Regions from separate parts of the Homo sapiens genome. Here region 1 is linked to region 2. Evidence: chromatin loops called from intact Hi-C (ENCODE). Cell type or tissue: psoas muscle. All regions are shown on one strand. Links, peaks and the distances in the headings refer to the core of each region. The heading gives the core; the rest is flanking DNA.

The links. Hi-C counts contacts between places; a loop is a spot of excess contacts. Peaks named below come from ENCODE experiments on the same cell type or tissue, not always from the same donor. Only the 100,000 strongest peaks of a DNase experiment are listed, where the experiment ranks them.
Region 1: a loop joins it to region 2, with 2.4 times the contacts of the local background. A loop is called at or near these places in 13 of 110 quality-filtered maps.

What each region holds. Positions count from the first base shown.
Region 1 is chr5:42,500,293-42,508,292 of GRCh38, forward strand. The region is part of intron 1 of GHR (growth hormone receptor); the gene reads left to right. Among named protein-coding and RNA genes, the nearest start is that of GHR, 81 kb to the left of the region's middle. In psoas muscle, for the core only: no CTCF peak of the experiment used is centred there; no DNase peak of the experiment used is centred there; H3K27ac peaks cover 6,020 bases.
Region 2 is chr5:42,763,289-42,779,543 of GRCh38, forward strand. It overlaps CCDC152 (coiled-coil domain containing 152), which reads left to right. Exons shown (of 9, transcript NM_001134848.2): 4 at 6,309-6,377; 5 at 16,170-16,234. Among named protein-coding and RNA genes, the nearest start is that of CCDC152, 15 kb to the left of the region's middle. In psoas muscle, for the core only: a CTCF peak has its summit at 4,418 (motif pointing left); no DNase peak of the experiment used is centred there.

The DNA of each region.
Region 1 (8,000 bases), core at 1-8,000, 260 kb before region 2:
CAGCCCATGGATTATTATTTTGCAGCTTCTGTAGCTGCGGTTAAAACAAAGCTCTGGGGCCAGATCACCTGGGTTTAAATCTGGGTTCTGCCCTTCAGGCAAATGACTCAGTATTTCTTGGCCTCAGCCTCCTCTATCTGTAAAATGAAGATAAATACTTGTACTTACTTAACAGGGTTGTTACGAGGATAAAATCAATACTGTGGGGCAAACACTTAGCTCTACAGAGGGTGACACATAGCACTTAATGTTATATAATACCAAAATCATGTGAAAATCTGATTTTTTCACACTTAGAGAATATACAGCATATAAAATGATGGGAGAGTGCATGTCAGACCTTCATGATTATTTTCTGCTTCTTGGGGAAATGCTTATGCCTCTTTGGTCACTGTGAAGACAGAGAACTCAAAATAGTAAGCATCACTTACTAGCTGGCCTACTAAGGCCACAAGAACAAATGAAGTAAACACTCTGCTTGAACCACTGATTTTGTTTGCCTGCATGAAACACTTGCACAGGTTGACAGCTGACATCCGTAACAATGACATCCTAAAACCATTAAGAAATGATTAAATTAAGTTCAGTATTATCTGTTGCAAAAGACAAAGATGTGTGAGGTACGTTTTAGAATAACTTACAATGAAAACAACTAAAAAGTGAGGAAGTTTAAAGTGGTGAGTATTCAATTGCTTGAGTTCATCTTCTACACTGGCTCATTATCTGGAAGCTGGGCCACAGAGTTAATACTCCATCTTTAAAGACTGTCACAGGTGTTTGCACCTAAGATGCATCAGGTTCTGCAGTAAAAATTTGGTTCCTGGCACTGAGACAATGCTAGGAGGAGGGTGTTAACTTAGTACTGACCATAATGAAATCTGTGGTTGACTGCAAGGACCTGGGTTGAAATAAGACTAAATCCAGTAGTATTGCTCCGGTAGGTTCAATCATATTCAAGTGTTCAATAATGATTATAAAGAAGTGTCAAGCTGTCATGCTTACTTTAAAACATATCCAGAAAAGAGAATCCAAGGAAGTGTATTTAGTTCTACCTGCATTTAAATTAGCTTTTTTTTTTATCATTACATCAATGTCATTAGGCCCTAAATGATATTAAGAGTGTCTATGAGACCCCAAAGACAAAGATTGTCCCCTAAACTTCTATTCTTATTTGTTTAACATGGACTTGGCCCAGCTACCTCCAATCTAAAGCTTCTTTCTCTAGAGTAAGGTATCTCAATCTATGCACTGTTGACATTTTGGGCCAGATAATTCTTTGTTCTTGGGGCTACCCTGTGCATTTTAGGATGTTTAGCAGCATCTCTGGTCTCTACCCACTAGATGCTAGTGACTTCCTTCCCCTCAACTCATGACAACCAAAAATATCTGTATACATTGCTGTAATGTCACCTGGGGAGAAAATCTTCCTGGTGAGAAACACTACTCTAGACTAAGAAAAGTAGCCAGATTTTTAAACACAAAAGTGTTTTTCCTCCCAGAGGCAAAAAGTGCCCTAGAGATGGAAGAATTTTGAAAATAAGCTCTTCCACAAACTATACTGCCAAAATGGTTAGAGAAAGATCCTATAATCACCATGCTTGACAAATGGTGTTTTTGCTAAGCCTCACAGCAGCTTTGTTCATGTATTGTGTTAATTGCAATTAAATAAACTAGTCTAGAAGTGCGGGTCATCATCCAGCCCATTCATATCCCTCCTTTACAGTACACATCCAGACTTCTTTCAGAGTTTTGCTTGCCCATTGGTGCTCACATATAAAAACTCCGTGGGTGGGAGTTAGGGATTCATAGAGCAGAGAGGGACCTCAGCTCTTCATGTCCACTTTTCTTGTTTTAAAGGACAAGGCACTGAGGTCCAGAAAGTGGAATTTGCAGCACAAATTGCTATGATAAACCTCAGTGATTCAGCCCCTGGGATCTTCAATGATATAGGCACAGAACATATAACTATTACTGAGTAAAATGTTTAAAATTATGTTCTTATGGCAATGTTCAAGGTTTTAGGCATAAGTAAGACAAAGCAGAGAAAAAATAAAAAATATTTTTCAAATTGAAGGCTTAAAAAATTAAGGATACCCTCTATGTGCCTTCTGCTTTAGGATCCAGAATCTTATGTTTGTTTGCTCTTTATAACACATGACTGTGTAATATCAGTCAATTGTGACTGGTAAATTTCCATTAATTTGCCTAATCATATTTAGAAATTATGCCTACTAAATAAATTATGGTTGGAACTTGAAAGGAATAATGGCTTAAATAAGTGATTTGTTCTTTAGTCAGAAAAATATTCTCACGCTCTCTCTCATACCCTCATGAAGCACTGTCATCTCCATCTAGTTTATAATTAAGGCAATGGGACCAAAGTCATCCTGTTGGCACAGGATGGCCATCTCTGCATCCAAATTTCTTTTACTAATTGGAGAAAACCACTAATTGTACATTTTAAACTCAAAATGTCTTTATGTATATATATATTTAAAATATATTTTATTATTTTTATTAATTTATTAATTATAATTATATTTATTAAAATAATAATTATTTTTATTAATTTATACATATGTATAATTTATGTTTTCTCCATGTGGCTAGCTGTTGATCTAAAGGAGAAGGAGCAAGGCAGGAAAATTATCAGGTTCAGTGTTTAACTGGGAGATGAGGACATCACTAAAAGAAAGGTACAGCAGGTTCTACTGGTATGTACAAGTTTTGATTACAAGGTGTACTCTTGCCACCTGGTGTGGTGTCTCAGCTAACTTTAGTTTCTGATTACCGGGGTCTCTGAGACAACTCTCCAGGGTCAGGTATAGAGCTCCTTTTGCCCTTGGCATGTTCCAAATCGCTTCCTTATGCTCAACCTTCTGAGCAATACAAGGAAAAATTCCTTGTATTGGCATGTTATGAAGGTTATTGAAATACTTTAGGAAATGCCTTTGACCTTGTTTTGTACTTAGAGGATGATCTCATTCAGAAATGGGTAGTGTCAAAATATGGAATGTGCTAGTAAAATAAGCACACAATTCACTTAAAGAAACAAAAACAAGACAAGACAAAACAAAACAAAACTTGTTTGGGATGGGTGAAAGGCATGGGGCTGCAATTCATCCTGGATTTTAAGGTTAGAAGTGGTTGAAAGAAATGTGATATTTTTACCTAAACCGTGGTCAACTATACTTTTACTTTTTAGCAATGATGTGAATGAAGAATGGCTTTGAAGACTGTTGGTGGATTTGACAAATATTTATCAAGAGCCTGCTATGAGTGTCACCATTATAGGTGGTAGAGATTCCACAATGAACAAAACAGAGTCCTTTCTTACATTTTGTGAAGGGAGACCACCTCTAAACAAATATATATCATGTCAGGTAGAGATAAGTGCCATGGGGAAAAACAAAATAGGGTAAGGGGCTAGGTGGGGCAGGATCAGACCAAGGAATTTATATTTTATATAAGATTGTCAGGGAATGCCTCTCTAATTAGATGACTTTTTTTTTAATAGAACTGAAGGACATAAAAGGACGAGGCTTATGGATATCTGGGGGAAGATGTCAGAGGCTGTTATAAAAGTTGCAACAGGAAACTGATTAGGACTCTTAGCAGACTTATATGTGCTTAGAATGAAAGGGATTGGGATAAAAGAAAAGAGGGGAGCTTTGGGAAAGCATTAAACTGTGGCCATAGCACTGATTGGATAAACCATAACATTGGATTATGGGTCTGCAAATTTCTTACATTTTTTTTAAAGTGTCAGACCCATAGCCCTAGTAATAAGCAACATGGTCTTTTCTTTGAGCATAGCTGTAATGAACATGTTATTCTTTTGGAGTTATCCTGCAAAGCTTATCAAACTCAAGAAGCAATAGTTTATATGCATTGCCCAGGTTGAATATTATTAATTTGGGTTGGGAAGTGATATGACCACATTCTGACTGACTATAGGCCCTAGTTCAGTTTACCTGATTTTATGCCCAATTTTTAATGAGAAGGGAGCTTGCTAGGCCAGGCAGGAAGAAAGAAATGGGGACAGTGTCAAGCAGGAAATGCAGAAGAGTTGAGTGTAGGTAAATCCCATCTTTCCTGGCTTTACGTTGCCTTCACATCCCTCATAATGATCTTCTACCTCAGTCTTCAGTATAAGCAGTATGTTGTTCTAAAGGTATGAAGTCTTGGCCAGGCACCGTGGCTCACGCCTGTAATCCCAGCACTTTGGGAGGCCGAGGTGGGTAGATCACGAGGTCAGGAGATTGAGATCATCCTGGCCAACATGATGAAACCCCATCTCTACTAAAAATACAAAAATTAGCTGGGAGTGGTGGTGCACACCTGTAGTCCCAGCTACTCGGGAGGCTGAGGCAGGAGAATCGCTTGAACCCAGGAGGCGGAGGTTGCAGTGAGCCGAGATCGCACCACTGCACTCCAGCCTGAGAACGGAGCGAGATTCCGTCTCAAAATAAAATAAAATAAAATAAAAGTAAAGGTATGAAGTCTTTTCCAAGCTAAGGCAAGAATGCTGAAACCTCAATCATAGCACTTTTCCAAAAGAGTCTTACCTTATATTCTGGATCTCTTCATTATCTCAAGAGGGGCTTCTTTCTCTTTAAATGTGAAAAGAAGAGAGGCATCAGCTAGCCCTATTAGCCCAGGGCTAAGAATTGCTCCAGATTTTTGAATGCTTAACCTTAAACAAAGTCACATGTACCAGTGGAAAGTGGCTCCCCTGTTTTCAAGGACAGGTCAGATTTTAACTACGTGCCTCTTAGGCTTGCCCTGTCTTCGGAGTTGTTAAACATGCATGTTGGGAGCTGTTGACTGTTTTTTTTTTTTTTTCTTTCTTTCTTTTTTTGCCTTATAATTTACTTTTATTTTAAATCTATTATACTTTGAACTGTTGACTGTTAGAGAAAGCAGTACTGGCTTAGGATCAGCAGAGAATATGGTTGAATTCTATTTCTTAAACTGAGGAGAATTTCTGTTTGAGCCCAGTCCAAGTCATTACTTGAGCAATTTTTTGCGCATTTTGCTGCTTAAGTGTTTATTTTTTTTTTGCTTTTACAAGTAATTTTTTTTAAAAAAGTTATCATACACTCAGCAAACATTTTTTGAGCACGTACACAATGCCCAGCCCTGTGCCATGCATGTTCAAAAAAAAAAATAGGTAACATTATATCTGTGCTTGTGAAATTAATACATTTGTTAGAAAGATAAGACTTCAATCAGTAAAGCAATCCAAGAAGGAACAAGTACAAATCCAGGAAGGAGACATTAGCTCAGTGGAAAGAGTCCACTGAGGTAGGTAGACTTGGGTTTGAGTCAGAAGCAAGAGATTGCTTTTGTGAGATTTCGCTTATCCTGTGTGGGCCTCAGCTTCCTGTTATGTAAAATGGGATAATAGTACCTATTACATTGTCACATTGGATTGCTGTGATGACTTGATAATATTTATATACAAAGCAACCAGTATAATGCGTGCTCATAGTAAGCACTTATTATATTATTATTATTTATTGGACATATAATTAGAAGGTCTGGGTTATAATCTTGATTCTACAATTATTTAGTTTTGGTAAGTCACTTAACTTTATCATACCATTCATGCATATTACCTATAAAGTGAAAGGAACAGAGGTTCTACAATTTATCTCCCAAATTCCATGGTATTTTGAACCAAAATGTATTGAATAAGTATTTGATGTTTGCTTCCCCTTCTTGTTAGTGATATTTACAATAGCAATAAAACATCAATATTTATTTAGGACTTGCTCTGGAGCCACGAGCCGTGGTGTGTTCTTGACATTATGTTATTTACTCCATGCTGCATACTCAGTGAGACAGATAACCTTGTCTTGTTTCCTAGATCCTAGGCCATATTTTATCCAGTTTAATATTTCTGAAATCAGAATGTATTATGTAGTATTATGTAGTTAATAAATATATTTAATGTGGAATTTTTTTCCCAAAAGCCCTTTCTAAGTGAGATGGACCCTCTTATGATTTAATGAGGATGTCTTCCAAGGGAAATAAATATTTTTTCTATATTTCTGATGGTAAAGTTGAAGCATAGAGAGGATAATTTACATGACCAAGATTAATGAACTAACAAAAGCAAATTCAGGACTTGAACTTAGGTTTGTTTTATTTAACAATGCTCACCCTACCGTACTTCTTGGGAGCAAAAAATTTAAAAAGTTTCTAACATATATTCATTAGTTCTTTCCATTTTTTATAGCAAAATATATTTGATCTGTCTCTAGAATCAATGATAGATTCACTATTTGTTAACTTTTAACAGGAATATATTTTAGTCCCTCTAGCCTGACTTTATAGGCTATGTACCCAGTACATGAAAATATATAGTAGCCTCAGTTTAATGTTGATGTTTATTTGATGTCGACATCACTAGTGACACTGGTCAAGCGTATCCTTTTAGATAAGAGCCTATTAGAATTATATATTCCCTGTAGAAATCTTACCTTGACCATAGTACATTTAACAGCAGATTTTTCTCAGACTTTCAAAATCCTGAAAGTCTGGGTCATTACAAGAAAACAAGGATGTGGTCATAAACAGTTGATTATTAAGCAAATTCATTGAAAATTAACAGCAGTATTCTTTGACCTCACTCTTTATAGCCAAACTGCTAATCTTGGGTAAATTATAAGATTATATTACTAATCCATTGACATTTAGCACAAATTAGCTATCAAATGGGTCAGTTGTTACTGTTGGAAACTTATGAAAATACATTAAAGTTCTTCCCATTTCCTGTATGTTTCTTTCTCTGACACAGAATCTTAGAGGCTTTTATTAGGCTGGGAGAACTTCCCAAATAATCTAATGACTAGTTGAATAATTGTTTATGATATAAAATCAGCTTTGTTGTCAGAATGATTACAGTTTCAGGGTCATAGTTAATAGAAAAATATTTCAGTGAAGGTTACCATTAGTCGTTGTAAGTATCCCTTGATTCAAGAAGTGAAACTTTTATTGAAAAAACTATTTGCAGAGCTGGAGCCCTGATGGGCCTTTCTGAAGTTTTTAAAATTAAGAAATCCTATCTCTACTTTTAACAAGACATGAATGTTAGTATATTCACCCAGACTAAATGAATGAATGAATGATCACATTACACATGCTTGGGATTTGATTTCCTTCCTCTGGTGTTCACTGGACTAGCAGCTTCAGTACTCAAGTGCGATTGTAAAATTACACATGGTGGAATTCAAAATGGTGTACATCAGTCAGGTCCTGGAAAGACACACAATCTAACTCAGAAGTTTCAAGAGACTTCAAGGGGAAATGTACAGAAGTATGGGTAGGATTAAAGTAGCTAGCAAGGAATGCTGAGTCACTCGGACCCTAGCTGCCATGAGAAGCTATTATCTCTTCTGGACCTGGAGCTGCAGAAGAAGGAAACCGTGTTACTCTAGTCCTGAGAGGGCCGGAGCCATGGAGGAGGGGTCTTGTGACAGAAGCTAAAGTTCTGGAGAGACATAGGCTAGGCCAGAGCATAGGAATGTGGGGAAGACATCCCTGACCTCTCTGTCAACCTTCTAATCTCCATTGTTCAAACCCAGTAGGAAGTTATCCAGCATTGAGCCTGGAGAGTCAGCCCGCAGCAGTCAGCCTCCTGAGTGCAGAGCAGAGGAAGACCTGGAATGGATATGCTATAGGAGGAGGGCCAAACAGAGAGTAACTAGTCCAGATGGGAAATGCTATTTTAGACCTCATACACTGCCAAAAAAGAATGGCATATTCAAGGAATCCAGGACCTTGACCTCATTTGATCTTGGATTTGCATCCATTTTCTGATACTTTCTTCCAAATACTCTTGTAAGCATCTGACAGCAGCCAGGAGAATTGCTGGTCAGTTCAGCCTGTCCCAGCTTCATTGCTGAGGTACATATGTGGTTAAGGAGCTGAGAGAACTGGTCTGATAGCTCACCAAAGGGGGCCTTTCCCAAGGAAAATAAAATAAAGAGAAA
Region 2 (16,255 bases), core at 667-8,666:
ATCCATAAATCCTTACTGATATAAATAAATGATTTAATAAATAAACAATTGGGGAAGAAGACACACATCTTCTGTGCAGAAGAATTACAAATGACTTTCGTAGATATTTTGCCCTCGAGGAGGAAGAGCATGGCTCCACACTCATTAATCGTGGGCTCAATATAGTCACTTTCTTTACTATAGTGAAGACACAGTATGGAAAGGGTGAGGGTAGGGGAAAAGTAACTACAAAGTGGAGAAGCCTGACAAATACTACCTCAGCAGAAGATCAACATAAATTGTTATATCATATTGATAGTATATACTCTCGATAAGATACAATAAAGATGGCAATTCTGTGGTCTTTCTCCCCAAAACCCATAACCCTAGTCTAATCATGAAATAAATATCAGAAAAATTCTCATAGACATTACAAAATACCTGATCAGTATTTGCAAAACTGTCAGAGTCATCAAAACTAAGGAAACTCTGAGATATTGTCACAGCCAAGGTTTGAAGATATAGCCCTAAAAAGTAAAGTTTATTAAAAGTTAAAAAGATGAAACCACAGAAAAACTAGAAGAGAAATGTAGGGTTTTTATTTTTATAATGGAGAAGGACTTTCTAAGTGTATGACACAGCATATAGAAACAATCAAAGAAAGGATTTGTACTTTTGACTCTAAAAATTAATAAACTTTTTGGAGCAGTTTTAGGTTTACAGAAAAAAATTGAGTGAAAGTACAGAGAGTTTCCGTATACTCTCTCACCCCACCACTTCCCTATTACTAATATCTTGCATTAGTATGGTACATTTGTTACAGCAGATGTGCCAATTGATCCACTATTATTAACTAAATTTCGACCAGGCATGGTGGCTCACACCTGTAATCCCAGCACTTTTGGAGGCCGAGGAGGGTGGATCACGAGGTCAGGAGTTCAAGACCAGACTGGCCAAGATGGTGAAACCCCGTCTCTACTAAAAATACAAAAATTAGCCGGGCATGGTGGCAGGCGCCTGTAATCCCAGTTACTCGGGAGATTGAGGGAGGAGACTTGCTTGTATATTCAAACATTTGAAGAAGAAATAATACCAATCCTACTCAAACTGTTCTGAAAAACAGAGGAGGAGGAGGAGGGAATACTTCCACACTCATTCTACAAGGCTGATATTACCCTGATACCAAAATCAGACAAAGACACATAAAAAAAAATAACTACAGGCTAATATCTCTGATGAATACTGATGTAAAAATCCTCAAAGTACTAGCAAACCAAATTCAACAATACATTAGAAAGATCTTTCATCATGACCAAGTGGGATTCATCCCTTGGATGCAAGGATGCTTCAACATATGCAAATCAACCAATGTGTTACATCATATCAACAGAATGAAGGCTAAAAATTATATGACCATTTCAATTGATGCTGAAAAAGGATTTGATAAAATTCAACATTCCTTCATGATAAAAACCCTCAAAAAACTGAGATAGAAGAAACATAACTCAACATAATAAAAGCAATATATGACAGACCCAAAGCTAGTACCATACTGAATGGGGAAAAACTGAAAGCCTCTCCTCTAAGATCTGGAACATGACAAGAATGTCCACTGTCACCACTGTTATTCAACATAGTACTGGAAGTCCTAGCTAGAGCAATCAGACAAGAGAAAGATATAAAGGGCATCCAAATTGGAAAGGAAGAAGTCAAATTATTCTTGTTTGCAGATGATATGGACTTACATTTGGAAAAACCTAAAGACTCAACAAGAAAACTATTAGAATAAACAACTTCAGTAGAGTTGCAGAATACAAAATCAACATACAAAACTCTGTAACATTTTTATATGCCAACAGTGAACAACCTAAAATAGAAATTTAAAAAGTAATCCCATTTACAATAGCTACAAATAAAATTGAATACCTAGGAATTAACCAACAAGTGAAAGATCTCTATAATGAAAACTGTAAAACACTGATGAAAGAAATTGAAGAGGACACCAAAAAATGGAAAAATATTCCATGTTCTTGGATTGGAAGAATCAATATTGTTACAATCCCCGTACTACTCAAAGGAATCTACAGATTCAATGCAATGCCTATCAAAATACCAGTGACATTCTTCAAAGAAATAGAAAAAACAATCTGAAAATTTGTATTGAACCACAAAAGACCCAGAATAGCCAAAGCTGTCCTAAGCAAATGAAAAAAACTGGAGGAATCATATTACCTGACTTCAAATTATACTACAGAGCTACAGTAAGCAAAACAGTATGATACTGGCATAAAAACAGACACATAGACCAATGTAATAGAATAGAGAACCCATGAACAAATCCACACATCTATAGTGAGCTCATTTTTGACAAAGGTGCCAAGAACATACACTGGGGAAAAGACAGTCTTCAATAACTGGTGCTGGGAAAACTGGATATTCATATGCAGAAGAATGAAACTAGATTCCTGTCTCTCACCATATACAAAAATAAAATCAAAATGGATTAAAAACTTAAATCTAAGACTTCAAACTATGAAACTGTTACAAGAAGACATCAGGGAGATTCTCCAGGACATTGGTCTGGGCAAAGATTTATTGAGCAATAACCCACAAGCACAAGCAACCAAAGCAAACACAGACAAATGGGATCACATCAAGTTTAAAAGCTTCTGCACAGCACAGGATACAATTAACAAAGTGAAGAGACAACCCACAGAATGGGAAAAAATATTTGCAAACTACCCCTCTGACAAGGGATTAATAACTAGAATATGTAAGGAGCTCAAACACCCCTATAGGAAAAAAATCTAATAATCCAATCCAAAAATGGGCAAAAGATTTGAATAGACATTTCTCAGAAGAAGACATACAAATGGTAAACAGGCATATGAAAAGGTGCTCAACATCATTGATCATCAGAGAAATGCAAATCAAAACTATAATGAAATCTCATCTCATCCCAGTTACAATGGCTTATATCCAAAAGACAGGCAATAACAAATGCTGGTGAGGATGTGGAGAGAAGGGAACCCTCGTACACTGTTGATGGGAAGGGAAATTAGTACAATCACTATGAAGAACAGCCTGGAGGCTCTTTGAAAAAATGAAAATAGAGCTACCATAGGACCCAGCAATCCCACTGCTGGGTATATACACAGAAGAAAGGAAATCAGTATGTTAAAGAGAGATCTGCACTCTTTGTTGCAGCACTGATTACAATAGCCAAGATTTGGAAGAAACCTAAGTGTTCATCAACAGATGAATGAATAAAGAAAATGTGGTACTTATACACAATGTAGTATTATTCAACCATAAAAATGAATGAGATCCTGCCATTTGCAACAACATAGATGGAAGTGGAGATCATTATGTTAAGTGAAATAAGCCAGGCACAGAAAGACAAACATCATATGTTCTCATTTATGGGATCTAAAAGTCAAAACAATTAAACTCATGGACATAGAGAGTAGAAGGATGGTTACCAGAGGCTGGGAAGGGTAGTGGGGGGCTGGAAGGGAGGTGGGGTTGGTTAATGAGTATAAAAAAATAGAAAGAATGAATAAGACCTACTATTCGTTAGCACAGTAAGGTGACTACAGTCAATAATAACTTAATTGTACATTTTAAAGTAACTTAAAGAGTGTAACTGGATTGTTTATAACTCAGTTGATAAATGCTTGAGGGGATAGATACGCCATTCTCCATGATGTGCTTATTTCACATTGCATGCCTTTATCAAAACATCTCATGTACCCCATAAATATATACACCTACTATGTAACCACAAAAATTATTTTTAAGAAATACAATTTTATTTGTTCTAAATCTAATGTCCTTTCTGCTGGATAGTACTTAGCAAAAAGCATAAGTTGTCATAAGAATGACAACTTATGGAGCCAAGTGTGTAATAATTCACTTAGGAAGGAGGGGCAAACTACACATGATCAAATTTATTCAACAACAAAGAATGATATATGGACATTTTATTTTCTGCATTTGATGCCAGACAGATAAATAATTTATTTGCCAGTTAAAGATAGTAATAATATTAGTATTGAGAATCAAGTACTGCAGGAAACTCTTTACATGTATAATTGCTTTTAATATTTGCAACTATTGTATGAAATACATATTAATATTCATATTTTTGGTTAATCTTAGAGCCCACATTTGAGCTCAAAATGATTATTGATTTACTAAATTATACAGTATAAGAAATAGCTTAATATTCTGACCTCTGGTTTTTAGGAAGAATTTAATAGGCCAGCATTTTCAACTTACACAGTAAAGTCCAACAACAACAACAACAACAAACAGTGTGGATTAAATTTTGCAAAGAGAATTAAAAGCCATTGTTCAAAATTAGTGAATGGTATTCTCGTGAAGAATTTATCTATGCTCCATTGTAGAAAAATGTGGTGAGAGAGCCACCTTGTGTTTAAGTTTTGAAAATACACATTTTTGAAACATTCAGTTGCAGGGTTCTGTTCTCAATTTACGGATTACTGAAGTAACTTCAGCTACTATATTCTATGAATCACTGGATTCATTATTCTAAAAGGCACAAAGACAAGTGATGGCAGAGTCTGTCTATGCCTCTTTAATTTTTGAATTCTATCAGTTAGCACAGTGACACTCATGAAGCAGATTCTCAGCTAATTTCTGTCAAATGTAATTTAACCGTTATTCTCTTACTGGGAAATAGCAGGATAGAGAAAATGGAGGATGAGGGGAACTTTGAGTAGATGGTGGGGATGGTAGGGAGAGCAGGGAGGAGTGAAGAGCCACAATAGCACCTTATAGCATCACAAAGCTTTAAACTTCTGCAAAATACTCTCATTTCTATCAGCATAGTTGAAAAAGTACATGAGACTGAGTGCAGAATCTCTAATTAAAAGGTGAAAAGTTTTGAATTCTCCCTTCACAGTATTGGTTCTTTCATTCAGTCGACAAAACATATGTTATTTTCATACCAGAGATTCCCTACTTACCCCTTATCTGCTTCAGCTTACTGTGATATTACCTATCAACCCAATAATCACTGAACAAATATTTGTGGATTGCCTACTATGGACCACAAGTGTCCTAAACAGTAGGAATCAATAGTAAGCAAAACAAAACAGTCTCTGCTGTTGTAGCCCTAATAGCCAAGTGGATTTCTAAAGTAATGAAATTACCACTACTATTGCTGTCCATCTTGGCTGTTGCTGGTGGCTACCAATATTATAGTCAAGGCTTGAATGCGCATGTCAAGGCTCTAATATTTGCAATGAAACTTCTATCTTCTATTATGTCAGCAGCCATTGGCAGCACAGTTGCTGAAGCCTTGGAACACTACTTACTGAGTTTTTACTCCTTTTATTGCTAATCTCTTGGTCTAAGACTCAAGCCTAAGTACTAAGAGGATAGACTGGAAGATAGAGTAAGAAAAGCATTGTCTTATACCACACAATTGTACCACACATTGTCTTATACCAAAACAATATAATTTGACTCCCTTTCCTTAGGATGTTCTTTCCTGGAAGATTTGCATGGACATACTTCTTATAGTTCCCCAGATATATGCAGGTGTGCCTTACTACTTAGGGCAGAGATTGCTTAGGCACATGGTAGGACCCATACTATTCTGTGCTTTAGGAAAGTCATTACCAAGTTTTGAAATTCATTTGGCTTAATGAGTGAGTTAAAAGTAAAGGCTCACACCTATAGTCCCAGCATTTTAGGAGACCAAGGGGGGTGGATCACCTGAGGCAGGTGGATTACTTGAGGTCAGGAGTTCGAGACCGCATGGCCAACATGGTGAAACGCCGTCTCTACAAAAATATACAAAAACTAGCCAGACATGGTGACGCGTGCCTGTGATCCCAGCTGCTCAGGAGGCTGAGGCAGGAGAATTACTTGAGCCTGGGAGGCGGAGGTTGCGTGAGCCGACATCGTGCCACTGCACTTCAGCCTGGACGACAGGGCAAGACTCTGTCTCAAAAAAAAAAAAAATTATATTTTTCCTTTATATAATTTTATTTAAGGTGCTTGGCTGCTTTATTAATATCTTGTAATTTCAAATTAAATATTATTATTATTATTTTTAGAGACAGGGTCTTGCTCTGTCACTCAGGCTGGAGTGCAATGGCATGAGCATAGCCCCCTGCAGCCTTGAACTCTTGGGTTCAAGTGATCCTCCTGCCTCAGCCTCTTGAGTCAATAGGACTACAAGGCACACATCACCATGCCTGGCTTAAATATTATTTTATTTTAATAATTTCAACTGAGAGAATAATTCCAAAATGAAAGCAAGGGATTTTAAAATAAATTTATCTTTTATATTTCAGAATGTGCTACTCTTCATAATATAATAAAAGGGCTACAACAGACCATTGAATATCAACAGAATTTGAAAGGTAAGTTAGAAAAAAAAGTAAAATCTAAAAAAGCATTGTGTATTTGAGCACCTTTAAAAATAGGAAGTTTTTACATGGTTGATAATAAATTTCAATTTGTCAGCTAAAAGAGGACTCCTTACTACTTAAAAATACTTTCCTAGATGATTATGAAATAAGAAATGTTATCCTGAACAGAACAATTCAGTCATGTTCTATCTGATAGTGACATAAAGGGATGTTTTACATAGGTCATATAGTTATTACCTTCAAAAATTTAGAACTCTATTTATTCTCAGTAGCATTCTTGGTCTTTAATAATCTTGTGTTCAGTTTTGAAGAGTGGATATTACTAGTTAAACCATAATTTTTTATTTAAACCACAGTGATAGTTTACCATTTAATTTTTTTGTCATAGACTAAGACTATATTTGTGCAAGTGAAGTCAACACATTCAGCTTATCTTATCTGTAACAATCATGTTAATCAAACAGGCCTACCATTCACAAAACAGACCAAGTATTTTGTGCTGTTCTGACTCAGCTGTGATGGCTGTGAGATTTTCTTCTACTATATCAGAGATTAGACTAAATTGCCTTAAAGGCCCCTTCCACATAAAACTCACATCAAATAAGCATTTCTCATCTTAGACCTCTGCCTTTATTTTAAAACAAGCACCTTATATATGTGAGATAAAATATTGATCTTATATGTGATTCCTGTAATTTGGAGTGTTAAAAAGGGGCACTCATGCTCCTATTTCAATGCCAGGGCTCAAAACAACTTTTCCCTTCCTTGTGACTAAAATACCACACCCAGCTGGGTTCTCTATTCTGTTCCATAATCTACATGTCTTTTTTTTTTTAACAGTGCTGTACTGTTCTGATTATTGTAGCTCTATAATATATTTTGAAATTAGGTAGTGCAGTGGCTCCAGGTTTGTTCTTTTTACTCAAGATTGCTTGGGCTATTTGAGGTCTTTTGTGTTTCCATATGGATTTTAAGATTGTTTTGTCTACTTCTGTAAAGAATGTCATTGGCATTTTGATAGCGATTGCATTAAATATGCAGATCATTTTAGATAGTATGGACATTTTAATAATATTCTTCTAATCTATTTATCTGTGTCTTCTTTCATTTCCTTCATCAATGTTTTATTACTTTCAGTGTACAAGATTCTCACCTTCTTTGGTGTACAAGATTCTCACCTTCTTTGGTTAATTCTTAAGTATTTTTATTGCCATTATGTATAGGATTGTTTCTTAATTTCCTTTCCAGATATTTTGTAATTTGTATATAGAAATGTGATCGATTTTTATATGTTGATTTTGTATACTGCAACTTTACTGAATCTGTTTATTAGTTCTAATAGGTTTTCTAAGTATATAGTCATGTCATCTGCGAATATGGATAATTTTCTTCTGTTCTGATTTGGATGCCCTTTATGTCTTTCTCTTTCCTAATTGCTCTAAGATTTCCAACACTATGTTGAAAAGAAGAGGCAAAAATGCTAAACACACTCCTGAACAATCATTGAGTCAAAGAATAAACCAAAGGAATTTTTAAAGTATCTGAGACAAATGAAAACACAACATACCAAAACCTATAGGATACAGCAGAAGACATTTTAATGGGGAAGTTTATGGCTGTAAAGCCTAAATTTAAAAGGAAAAAATATATATATATCCAATAAGTAATCTATCTTTACACCTCAAGGAACTAGAAAAAGAACAACAAATTAAGCCCAAAGGTACTCAAAGGAAAGAAATAATGAAGATTATAGGATAAATCAATCAAATAGAAAATAAAAAACAACAGAAAATTTAACAAAACTAGGAGTTTGTTTTTTTTGAAAAAATAAACTAAATTGACAAATGCTTGGCTACACTGAAAAAAAAAGAAAGATGTCAATATATAAAAGCAGAAATGAAAGAGAAGACGATACAACTGAAATCCTAGGGGGCGTGAGGAGGATAATAAGGGACTATTAAGAGCAACTATATGCCACCAAACTGGATAACCTAGAAGAAATAGTCAAATACCTAAGAATATACAACCTGCCAAAACTGAGTCAGAAATAGTCGGAACACACCAATGACAAATAAGGAGATTGAGTAAATAATCAAAAATCTCCCACCAAAGAAAAGCCCAGGATGAGGTGGCTTCATGGGAATTCTATTAAACACTCAAAGAAAAAGTAATACCGCTTTTTCTTAAACTCTTTCAAAAAATAAAAGCAAAGGGAACACTTCCAAACTCATCCTATGAGGCCAGCATCACCCGGACACCAAAATCAGACAAAGACACTGCAAGGAAAGAAAATTACATCCCAATATCCCTGATAAACACAGACTCAAAAATCTTCAATAAAATACTATCAAATAAAATTCAACAGCCCATTAAAAAGATCATATATCCTAACCAAGTGGGATTTATCCCTGGGATGCAAGTATGGTTCTGTATACACAGATCAATCAATGTGATACACCATGTGTTTTCTATTTATTATCAAAATGAATAGAAAAAAACACATGAACACCTCAATAGATACAGAAAAAACATTTGACAAAATTCAACATCCACTCATGATTAAAACTCTCATGAAATAGGCATAGATAGAGAAGATAATAGGCATGGAAGGATCTTGCCTTAACACAATAAAGGCCATAGATGAAAAGCTCACAGCTAACATCATAATCAATGGGAGAAAACAGAAAACTTTCTCTTTAAGATCCAGTACAAGGCAAGTACAAGTTTTAAAATAGCCTTTCTTGGCCGGGCGCTGTGGCTCACGCCTGTAATCCATATCCTGGCCAACATGGTGAAACCCCGCCTCTACTAAAAAAAAATACAAAAATTTGCTGGGCGTGGTGGCACATGCCTGTAATCCCAGCTACTCGAGAGGCTAAGGCAGGAAAATCACTTGAACCAGGGAGTTGGAGGTTGCAGTGAGCCGAGATCGCACCGCTGCACTCCAGCCTGGCTGCAGAACGAGACTCCGTCTCAAAAAAAAAAAAAAAAATAGCCATTCTTAAAAATGAATATTGTATGATGTCTCTTGCAAATAAATGATGACTCATTGAGTTCACTTTCCCAATGCTTTTACAAGCCTTGATTGAGCAAGGTAATAGATAAGAACTATCTATATTTGACCATTTTCATCCAATTGATTGCCAAGATAGTATGATTAATCTGCTTATTTAAGCTACCCAGTGGTTTCCTTTCCAATAGCTCTTTTCTCTCCTTAACAGGAAACGGTTTTTCTTTTTCAGACATTCACCCTTCATTCACTTAACCATATGCCTCAGGGGAAGCTGATCGCATCCAAGCTCCAAGGGAGTTCTTTTGGAATAATTTTCCTCTCTCCCAAGAGATGGACTATGTTCTTCTGGTTGTTATAAGACTGTATATAATGCCTAAAATTGTTTCAGATTTCTTGTTTCTAGTCTAAAAATCATGCCAGCAGGATGATTTTGGAGGATAGCAAGAAAAGTAAACTAAAAGGATCTGGTTTTTTGGTAACATTATTGAGCTGATTAATCAATTACCCTTTGGGTTTAAGAGACTTTTCAGTTACAATGAGAGAAATGCTACCTTCCTTTAGTCTTATCAATGAATCTTTTCAGTAGGGACTTATGGATTATGTAAAAGATAATTCAATGAGATGTAGAAAAAAATTGCAATTCTTATTTATCTTTATTTTCATCTGAAAATTCAAAGCCAGTCATCTTACAAAAATTTAATAACTGGGATAATATTCCTTTTTCTATCTATAAGTTAATTATATGTCACGCATGATACACAAGGTTCTTTCTCTGAGGAGAATGGGAGTTCTAAAACTGAACAATTGCATGTTTACTTTTTCCCCTAGTTTCAGTGTATGGCCATGTAGTACAGTTTATATGTTTCTGGATAAGAGGATTGATAGATAAAATTAGCTAGTTCTAATCAAACTAATCCTTTCAAAATGGACAAGTAGTTTTAAAAAATAAAACATATATTGAGGACAATAATAATTACAATAATGCAAGCACAAGCCAACAATAAGAAAGTATCAGAGCTGTCACTTCTCCTACCCCCATACAAGCTCTTTATCAGGCATATTAAGTTAAAAAGTAGTGAAAGTCTGTTAGACTTGAAAAAATGTCAGCCAACAGTGGCCAATTAACTGATTTTGGAAAATTAATTTATGGAAAAACCATTGTATCTTTAGAAATGGTTCCACCATTAAGCAACTTCAGGGCTGAAAATGTGTCCCTTTTAAGTATTCTCACTTGCACATAAAACTTGGAAATAGAATTCTAACTTTAATGAAAATCCTTCAAACGTACCTCATCTTTCTGGTAAAACATATAAGGATCTCAGAAGTTGTCACGCCCTGCTAACAACAAGTAAAACATTGAGCAAACTGAAAAATCAACAATTCTTAGACTTTTGATCAGAGAACTGAGGTCGCAGGACAAACTGATGCATCTAAAATTGGAGACAGGGAGGCAGACTCAGAGAATCACAACTTAACAAGAGCAGAAACCTCCCTGTTTGTCAGGCTAGGAAACCCTAAAATGTAATTTTGATGAATTGCAGATGGCTCATTGTAGTCAAATCTAAGAGATTAAAAATTTCAGGGGACCCAATCCCATAGGAGAGCCCCTATAGTTTTGTAAGTTTTACCTGTGAGAGCTCTACTAAGATCTCACAGTTAAGATATGAGAAAAATTCCCTCATGTTGTTGGCTGGAGGAGAAGAAAAGTAACCATTTTGAAATAATCCACAGCTTCTGTTCTTAACAAAGCCTGACTTGAAAGAAGCTATTTTATCTGAGCCTAAACTACTGGGGTTTTAGCCGAGGATAAGCTGCCTTAGGGGAGGAAAATATCCTATTTCAGCTCCCCCTAGCCTTCCCAACTCTAGCCCATTCTAGCCATCCCATCTCACCAAAGGGGAGAGGGACTAAGAAGCATGTGGGTAACTCACAGTCCAAAGACACAGGCTTACTGAAAGACTGAGACCTAATCATAGGACTATAGAATACTTCTCCTTCTGCAACACCTTAGGCGTTTTTACTGGTACTTGGTCTTGAGCTTTGTACAAAAAATTACAAGGCACACTAAAAGAAAAAAAATAGGCAGTTTGAAGAGACAGAGAAAGCATCAAAACCAGACACAGAAATGGCAGGGATATTGGAATTATTAGACCAGAAATTTTAAAAAACTACAGTTAATATGCTAAAGGCTCTAAACAGTGTAACACAAATGAAGAATGCCTTTGTTGGACTCATTAGTAGACTAGACATAGCCTAATGAAAATAATTTCTCAGTTTCAGGAAAGATTCTCTGAGCTTGAGAATATGTCAATAGAAACTTCCGAAACTGAAATTTCAGAAAAAAAAAAAAGACTAGGAAAAAAGTAACAAAATATTCAAAAACAGTGTAATAACTACGAAAGCTGTAACAAACACTTAATGGGAATATCAGAAGAAAAATAAAGAAAGAAAGGAACAGAAGAAACATCAGAAGCAATAATGACTGAGAATTTCCCCTAATTAATATCAGATACCAAACCACAGATCCAGGAAGCTCAGTGAACACCAAGCAGGGTAAATGCTCAAAAAACTACCCATAGGCATGTCATATTCAAACTGTAGAAAATAAAAAACAAAGAAAAAATTTTGAAACAAGTGAGGAAAATTATTTACCTATAGAGGACCAAAGATAGGAATTATACCCAGCTTCTTCTCAGGAACCATGCAAACAGTAAAGGAGTAGAGTGAAATATTTTAAAGTGCTGAGAGAGATAGAATAAAACACCAACCAATAATTCTGCATCCTGCAAAATTATTGTCCAGAAAGTAGAAATAAAGACTTTCTTAGACAAAAATTGAGGGTATTTGTTGCAAGTATACCAGCCTTGCAGGAAATGATGAAAGAGGAGAGAAGCAAAATGATATAGGCCAGAAACTTGGATCTACATAGAAAGGAAGAACATTAGAGAAGGAATAAGTGAAGGTAAAATAAAAACTTTTATTTTTCTTATTCTCAATTGATCTAACAGGTAACAATTTATTCAAAATTATAGCAACAATGTATTATTAAGTAATTATAGCTTATGCATAAGTGAAATGCATGACATCAATGACATAAGGAATGAGAGGAAGGAATTATGAATACTTTAGTATAAAGTACTTGTACTACCTGAGAAGCGGTATAATGGATTTGAAAGTGGACCTGAATTCATTGTAAATGTATATTGCAAATTCTAGGACAATCACTAAAAAAAAAAAAAAACTAAAATTAGAAGTATAATGGATTTGCTAAGAAAGAAGAGAAAATGGAATCACGTGAAATACTCAAAACCATAAAAGGCAGAAAAAGAATAGAAGACAAAAATAGGATCAAAGAACAAGGTCTATGAATAGAAAAGAGTAACAAATACGGTAGATATTAATCCAACTTTATCAAAAATCACTTTGAAAATCAATAGCCTAATACAGTTTACAAGACAGAGATTATCAGAGCGGATCAAAAAACATTACCCAACTATATCTTTCTACAAAAAAAGTCTACTTTAAATATAAAGGCACATATAGATTAAAAGCTAAGGGCTGGAGAAAGATATGCCGTGCTAACACTAAGAACACTGGAGTAGCTATCTTCATTTCAAACAGCAGATTTTTAGAGCATGAAAAATTATCCAGGATAAAAAGGGGTATTACATAATGATAAAAGGGTTAATTCTCCAAGAAGACATAAAATTGTTTTATTTATGCATCTAGCAAAGGCATCAAAAATATGTGAGTCAAAGATTTATAGAACTGCAAGGAGAAATAGATGAGTCCACTATTGTAGTTGAAGATTTCAACATTCTTCTATCAGAAAATCAGTAAGGACACAGTTGAAATCAACAATAACATCAATCAATTGACTATAATGGACATCTATAGACTATTTCATCCAACAACAGCAGAATACACATTCTCCTCAAACTTAATGAATACTCACCAAGATAGATCCCATTGTGGTTTATAAAACACACCTTAGCAAATTTGAAAGACCAGAAGTCATACAATGTCTGCTGTCAGGCCACAATGGAATTAAAGTAGACATCAAAAACAGAAAGGTAGATGAAAAATCTCAAAATATATGCAGATTAAAGAACACTTTTAAATAATACAGTGGTCAAAAAACAAATATCAACAGAAAATTTAAAATATTTTGAACTAAATAAAAATACAATTTATTAAAATTTGTGAAATGCTGCAAAAACCACAGTGCTTAAAGAGATATTTATAGCGTTAAATGTGCATATGAGAAGACAACAAAAAACTAAAATTAATTTAAGCTTCCACTTTAGGAAATAAGAAAAAGGAGAACAAATTAAATCCAAAATAAGTAAAAAAAAGAAATAACAAAAATAAAGCAGAAATTAATAAAATTGAAAACAAGAAATCAATAGAGAGCAATGAAACTAAAAGCTGTTTTTTTGAAAAGATCAATAAAATTGACAAGTCTGTAGCCAGATGAACTAAGGAAATAGGAGAGATTACTCAAGTTAATAATATCAGAAATGAAAGAAAGGACATCACTACAAATGTCATGTTCATTAAGAGGATAATAAAGGAGACCAGCCTGGCCAACATGGTGAAACCCCATCTCTACCAAAAATACAAAAATTAGCCGGGCATGGTGGTGTGTGCCTGTAATCCCAGCTACTCGGGGGCCGAGGCAGGAAAATAGCTTGAACCCAGGAGGGGGAGGTTGCAGGGAGCTAAGATCGCGCCATCGCACTCCAGCCTGGGGGACAAGAGCAAGACTTCATCTCAATATAAAAAAAAAAAAGAAGAAGAAGAAGATAATAAAGGAATACTCTGAACAACTCTGTGCTCAACTCAAATATTTGATAGCCTATGTGAAATGGACTAATTTCTTGAAAGACACAATCTGACAAACTGAAACCATCATCAGAATTAAGATTTGTATTAAATATGACCCTTAAAAGTGTAACACTTTTCCTATCGGTTTCTCATCACAACCTTTGAAAACTAATAGATTTTAGATCTTTACTTAATTTTAATACTTTGATATAATGCCTCTGCAAGTTTTATATGTGGACCCTATTTCCAAGGCTCCTTTCAATGTTACTGTACTACAGAACAAACCTTCCTAAAGCATTGTTCAGATAATGTCAAAAATCTTTACTGATTTGTCATTGTTTTGTTTAGCTAATTCTTAGTTTTGTTTATAGTCAAGGTTTTAATTTTAATACTGTGGTTTAATACCTCTGCAATAGTTTCATAAGTGGACTCTATTTCCAAGGCTCCTCTCAACTTTACTATACCACAAAACAAACCTTCCTAAAAGCATTATTCAGATAATGTCAAAAATCTTTACTGATTTGTTGTTTTGTTTAACTACTTCTTGGTTGTGTTTATAGTTAAGGTTGTAGAGGGGAAATTGTAATAGGATGTCTATTGAGGCTTTTCCTGTTTACCAGGAATTAGTGACTAGGGCACATGCCACAATTAACAACAAAATAGCTACATATTTCCATATTCTAGTGACATCTGCTAAAAAGTCGCCAAATGTTGGAGTGAGTCCAGACTGCATATATTTGCTACAACCACCTAAAGGACTGGAACCTCGAAGTTAAATAGAGAATTTTTTACCTCTCCTCATTTCCTGTCTCCACCCCCCAAGAGATGACCCAGAGGAAAGACAGGGAAGAGCAACTAAGGAGGAAACTAAGACTTCTTTCCCACTTCTATTGACTCTTTACAGCCACTGATCTAGCCAGTGATAAGGATCATGAAAACTTTCAATCAAATAGGAAATTACAGTTTTAAACCGACCTGGATGTTTAGTAATCAAAATTAACCACAGGGTTTTTAAAATTTGTTAAAAATATTAAGGTATTGTTTTCAGTTACCCAAACCAAAAACCTAAAAAGAAAAGGCTCCCCCTTTCTCTTTTGCCTCCTCTATCTAAAGGGTCACTAAATTCCTAGGTAATTCTATCATCTAAATAATAATTCTCCTCATTGCTTCCTTTTTTCCATACTGCCGCTGACGTAATTTAGGTTCCTGTTATCTCTTACTTGACCTATAGTTACTGATCTCCATTCCTCTAGGGTCAAAACCCTCTCATTCATCATCCACATTGCCAGATAATCGTTTTAGCATGTAACTCTCATTATTTCACTTCTGCACTATTCAAAATTCTTTGATGACTCCCTGTAACCTCTAAAACCAAAATCCAAAATTGTTCATCTAGAATATGTAGAATATGTCTACCTAGTGATAGGATCCCAACCTATATAGCATCTCCTGCTCACACTTTACACTTCAACAATACCGTACGTGAATTGTAGTTTTTCCAAGCTATATTCACTCAAGCCCATGGTCTTCTGTGCGATTTTCTGCATTTAGAATGCTCTCTCTTAACATGGGGTAAGCCTATCACTTAAATCTCGTCTCAAGTAGCTTCTCTTCTCTAAATCCTTTCCTGACTTCAAGCTGCCCTAGGTTTTCTTTTTACAGGTTCCTGTAGTATTTCAGATATACTGCCATTAAAGAGCAATTATCATAGCATATTATAACTACTAACACATTTGACTCAGCACTAGGCTGTAAGTTCTTTGAAGAGCAGTAACTCTTTTCACTTTCATATTCTCAGTGTCTAGCATGGTGCCTGAAGTGTAGCAGCTGCTGGATGCATGTTTGTTGAATGCATACATAATGGAAGCTAAAATGTTGAACATATTTTCATATTAATTGAAAAGTGCTATATATTATGATGTTCTTTGATTATTCTTACACAGGTGAAAATGAACAACTAAAAATAAGTGCTGATCTTATAAAAGAGAAGTTAAAGTCTCATGAACAGGTGAGTTTATGTATCATTCTA